Linked DNA regions of Mus musculus: region 1 is linked to region 2. Evidence: chromatin contacts called from ENCODE Hi-C or POLR2A ChIA-PET data. All regions are on one chromosome and are shown on one strand. The core of a region is the stretch at or near the end of the contact, and the rest is flanking DNA. Distances in the headings are between cores, read along the strand shown.

Evidence for each region. Hi-C counts contacts between places; a loop is a spot of excess contacts on that map. ChIA-PET counts read pairs that join two places held with the same protein, here RNA polymerase II (POLR2A).
Region 1: a map of T-helper 2 cell shows a loop between it and region 2 (3-fold over the local background). The contact joins the promoter of Pimreg here to the enhancer-like site in region 2. A Hi-C loop is called at or near these places in 3 of 37 maps with a recorded cell type or tissue (T-helper 2 cell, heart and regulatory T cell). POLR2A ChIA-PET finds 5 or more read pairs at or near these places in 1 of 5 experiments (embryonic stem cell).

The regions. Positions count from the first base shown.
Region 1 is chr11:72,041,040-72,043,766 of GRCm38, forward strand. Pimreg (PICALM interacting mitotic regulator) reads left to right here and starts at 1,463. Exons shown (of 6, transcript NM_144526.3): 1 at 1,463-1,495; 2 at 1,978-2,298. The coding sequence starts at 2,011. It also overlaps a transcript of Aipl1 not described here.
Region 2 is chr11:71,994,662-71,997,361 of GRCm38, forward strand. No RefSeq gene overlaps it. Among named protein-coding and RNA genes, the nearest start is that of Gm46262, 25 kb to the left of the region's middle. Within about 2 kb of position 1,435, at least 1 of the 3 ENCODE cell types and tissues checked has a DNase peak (open chromatin) inside an H3K27ac peak, as active enhancers do; it is heart, where a contact is called at or near this core.

The DNA.
Region 1 (2,727 bases), core at 213-2,712, 46 kb after region 2:
TTTATGCAGCCAGCAGGAGGTGACAGGACCCAGAAGAGTGCTGGCTTCAGGAGTCAAGGGAGAGACCCCAGCTGGAAAAGGGTGGGGTCTGAGGAGCAACAGTGAGGGGGTCAACCCTGGTCACACAGACAACGTCCCTGCATGCATGGCCTTTGGGTCCTTCACCCTGCTACAGTTAGTGAGTGAAGTGTACGGCCAGTCTCTCCACACCCCAGCTACCTCACAGAGCTGCAGAGCACTGGGGATAAACTGGGCTTGCTGATAGAAAGGGAGTGTTTGCAAGTGCTACACACAAATCAACCATTATTATTATAGGGGGTTGGGAGGTAAACACTGAGGTCAGGAGAGGGTCAGACAATCCTGACACCAGGAAGAGGCCTGAAGAGTCTCTAGGAGTCTCACTCCAGGCTGAGGAAAGGAGAGAGGAGGGAGAAGAGAAATTCTTTTTTGAGGACCGATAAGAAGGCCCCATTGTGGTGGCACGCCAGGCCCCTTGATTTCAATCTTGGGGAGGCTGAGTGTGGCCAGTTAGAACCAACCACCTCTAACTCCAGCTCCAGAGGGTCTGACTTCCTCTTCTGTGTCGCCACCACGCCACCCCACAGGCATTTACATGCACAGAGACATATAATTAAAAATAAAAATATTTTTTTTAAAAAAAGTCAAAACCATAAAAATGAAAGCATGGGAGAAAGTGACCCAGCCTGGGTTGCTGTTGTTTGTCGTCGTCGTCTTTGTTTCTTGTTTTGTTTTTTTAGCTTGCTGGCAGACTACAGGAAAGAAAGATTGAAAGATGCGTAGAGCAAGACCCGGCAGAGGAACTGACCTAACTGTGGAGAGGGTGATCTACAGTCTGTCCCCTCCTCTGAGATGTGCTTTCTTGGGCGCCGCCAGCAGGGTGTTTGTTTGAGGAACAGACAGGGGCAGGGCCATCTCGCAGGAAGGAAGAGAATTACGCGGGGAATTTGAAACAAAACTTCCCAGGGATCGCAAAGCTCGGCAGTCCCAGCCTATCGCTTTGACAAAACTACTTATCGTGGGAGAGAAGTTAGGCGGGGTGAAGGACTGAAAGGGGCGCGTGCCCTGGGTGGCGGTGACCTGAACCCCCGCAGCATCCTGCACCCTGACCTGCATGCTTGAAGAAGAGAGCTTGGGAGAACGATGGACTAGGCGCGGTCGCCTGGGACCAAGCAGCCGGGATGTAGGGAGGCGGGCTGGTCGGTAACAGTGATCCGGTGGCGACCTGGACCCCTCTGCGGCGAGCCAGGTGGGGGGTCTACGAACGATGTATGGGCGTGGCCAGGCCAATCCCAAAGCAGGATTTACAGTCACGAGAGAAAAAGACCAATCGAAATCCGGGGCGGCGGTGGTGGATGGCTGATAGGGCCAATGGGCTGCAAGCGCCGGGGCGGGGCGGGGCCGCGCGGAGTTTCAAATCGGCTGCGGTGGGCTAGGAGAGGGTGTTGATCTTCGGGTCCGGGTATCGAGCAGGGAGGTGAGCATGCGGGGTTACCGAGGGGCTTAAGGAGGGGGGTGGGGGACGGTCTCACGGGGAGCTCTGAATGGGGAACGGGTCAGGAGCTCTGGATAGGACCCACAAGACAAAGGGAATGTCTAGGAGTTGCAAACGCCCCATCGGATCCGAGGCCTTGGCTGGATTGCTAAATCTGCTCCGGAGAGGAAAATTTGTGAAAACAGCATACTGCTGGTGCCCTGCGTAAGCGCCGAGGCTCCGTGACCTGTGTGCCACTCCACTTAGCCTATGGGGAATAGGCTAGGATGGAAAGACGGACAAATTGCCGCCTTGCAACGGAGGCAGCTGCTGACCATGATGCCATTGGTCATCTTTCTGGCATCCACAATTGCCCAACAGGCCTACCCCGCGAGGTTCCACTTCATCTCTTTCCCAGTTCCCAAGGTCCCTGGAGCCTTGGAATGGGGTCAGGGAGTACTTTGATGACCTTTTGACCTCCCCAGGATCTAGCGGGCAGCGGAAACTGGACCAAGCACATGGCGTCTCAGTGGCAGGGCATGAGGACCTCTGTGCGCAGACGATCACTCCTAAAGGAGGAACAGCTAGAGAAGAAGGAGGTGACCCGGTCTGCTGGGGGTCATCCGGAGACCGGTCCCTTGGGCTCCCTGTGCAGACAATTCCAAAGGAGGCTGCCTCTGAGAGCGGTCAGCCTGAACCTCGGTAACGGCCCCTCCTGGAAACGCCTGGAAAGTCCAGAGCCAGAGCAGCAAGGTCTTCAGGCTGCAGCTCGCTCAGCCAAAAGCGCCTTGGGTGCCATGTCCCAGGTAACAATGACACCACCAGCCGTCTGTTTACAGAAGCGTCCTTGGTGTTGACTGTCCCTATCCTCAGGGAGACCCCAGGAATATAGACTCCATGGGGTCTTGGGGTTTGATTAGGTTCTTGCCATTTTCCCAGAACCCCGGTCATTCTGGCACATAATAGTTTCCCAACAAATCAGTAGGTGAATAAAGTCATGGAAGAAATTGGTGTTCCCCATGCAAGGTGACCTGCCATGTCCTGTGATAGAAAATTGCAGGAAATGGCTATCTATAAAGAGATACCAGTCTCAAGCTTAGTGGATAAAGACTTCCTAGAATAGGTGACTCTTCCAAGATCACTCAGGAAAGGGGAGGTGTATGTAGGCACAGGGCCAGTGGGATGCTGTGAGTGAGTCCAGCGTGGATGCTGAAGAGAAGAGTCCCCAGTGTGAA
Region 2 (2,700 bases), core at 185-2,684:
TCCATGATAAAAGTACCTTTCAAGTATTTTTTTTCTTCCTTTAAGATGCTTTTATCAACTATTTTAATTATTACAACAATAAGAAAAGTGGCTGTTACTGTGAACAACAGCACTGTGGCCACAACCTACTTTCTACCACTCAAAAGGTTACTGGAGAGAGAGCCCTTCCAAGACAGGTAAGTTAGGCAGACTAGTTGTTGTTGTTGTTCTAACAGAATACCTTATGCTAGATACTTTGTAAATAAGAACACAATTTGGGAAGCTGAAGAACAAAACCTGAGTGGCCCTATCAATTCAGCTTCTGGTGAGGGCTCCCTGAATGTGTTACAACATGGCAGAGGAGCTAAAAGAGAAACAGCTTATGAATGCAGAAAAACCCAAGCCCGTGAAGTGACCTCAATTTATAACAATTCACTCTCTGGAACTGGAGTTACAATTGCTTGTGAGCTGCCCTGTGGTTGCTGAGACTCAAACCCAAGCAAGAGCGGCCAGTGTTCCCAATTACAGAGCCACCTCTCCAGTCCCTTGAACACTAACGTCTAAGTTGGGGTTTGTATTCTTGCACAAAGCATCACGACCAAGAAGCAAGTTGGGGAGGAAAGGGTTTATTCAGCTTATACTTCCAAACTGCTGTTCATCACCAAAGGAAATCAGGACAGGAAGTCACACAGGGCAGGAACTTGGAGGCAGGAGCTGAGGCAGAGGCCATGGAGGGATGCTGCTTACTGGATTGCTCTCCCTGGCTTGCTCAGCCTGCTTTCTTATAGAACCCACGAACACAAGCCCAGGGATGGCACCACTCACAATGGGCCCTCCCACTTTTGATCACTAACTGAGAAATGCCTTAGAGCTGGATCTCATGGAGGCATTTCTTCAAGGGAGGCTCCTTTCTCTGTGATAACTCCAGCTCAAGTTGACACACAAAACCAGTTACCACACCCATTTCAACACCCGCACACTGGGTAACAACCCCCCTAACACTTGACAACTGGGATACAAGCCACATCTACCTGTGTGGGATCAGCGGGGAAGAGCCTTCCAGAAGTGAAGACATTCCAAAACCCAGTCCCAAAAAAATAAAGCAAAGGGGACACATGATCTGAGAATAGGGACAAGCAATCTGAGAGCTAGTGAACTGCCTTGCACGGCTGGTGAAGAAAGGCTGGTGACGGAGGTAGAGATCCCTGAAGCCTACCATGAGGGGGACAGAGTATCCCACAAACCCTAAGAACTCTGGAGAGCTTACAGTGCGTTCAGGCTTTTACATTGCAACAATTCTATTTTCCTACGCCGTGCAGACACTCATCTGGCTCCTTCCCCTGCATTTGGAATTAATACAGATCGGTGTGCCCTAAAGGCTGGGCTAGAGGCAGCCTCTGAACAGCGCGCTGAGGAGAGTCTCAAGGGGTGACTAAGGCTGCACTCCAGGAAACAGGAAACTGGCAGAGGCAGGAAGTCCTGTGTGGCTGGAGCCCAACTCAAAAACTCTTCTCCTATCTGAGTCATAGCAAGACAAAGGCTGCTGTTGCCCAGCAACAGAAGCCCCAGCTCCGGGCTTGGATTCCAGCTGGCTAACCCTTCCCCTTCGGAGGAGGGGAATCTGATTTCCAGCTTTCTTTCTCACCTTCCTAAACTCACCTGCACCAAGCTACCTGACATTCAGCCTGTCCCAAAAAGCACCAGCTTGGGATGGAGGGTACAGAGTCTGCTGGGGCCTCGCCCAAGGGAGCACAGCTAACTAGTAGCAGACCCGAGCTGGGAGTACCAGGTGTTCTGGCTTCTTCCTTTCCTGCGTGAGACCTCTTTATCCACCAGGTGCAAGCCGGAAGTGCCTATGGCAAAAACATTGACGGCGTAGGAAAGAAAGATTGGTTCCAAAAGATGAAAAGAAAACCGAAAGATCAAATTGATTAAAACGTCGAAAGCTTATAAAGTTGGCCATTGCACAGGATTCGTGAATGGAGCGGTATAAAATGTATAATTGAACAGTCCCTTTTGACCAAGTCGTTTCTAAAGCAAATTTATTTTTTTAAAAAAAATCATTTGGTTTGTTGTAGCAAGAAATAAACCCGCACCTAATGAGAGATAAATATTATATATGACAAGAGAAGCTTCCAGAAGTAAGACGGTAACAACTCAGTGGAGGCTCTACACGGTACTAACCAAACCATCCTCTGGTAGACAGGGCTTTGAGTTAGAGCCTGAGCTAAAAGCTATCCCGGAGCAACTGAGTCCCGGCGAACTCTCCTCTCCTGAATCCCAAAGCTTGGTGTATAGCTAACTGAGCTGCAGTCTCGTCTCAGAGACAGCCGCTTCCCTGACTGAGCATGCTCACTGCAGCTCCCAACAGCCTGCAGAATCCGCTGATCCTATTAGTGATAAGGGGGCCAGGGAAAAGCCCAATCTCGTGTTGCAAACAGATTATGTTGATGGAAACAAGATAGAGGCTAGGTGCTCAGCGGCAGCGGGGTGCCTGGGAGCAGCTTCCCTATAGAAACAAGTAAGCACACCCATGCTGCCTGGGGAAACGGAAGATGAAGGTGCTGTAATCTCATTTTTAGTGAGATGATCTCCACATGCCTGAGGAGTCAGCTCCCCACCCCCACCCACCTTCAGAAGGCCTCTGGAGAGAAGTTTAGGGAAGCATATATGGGGTAGGGGGACACAGGCTCAGGACCTGGAGCCCTGGGCTCTACTCCT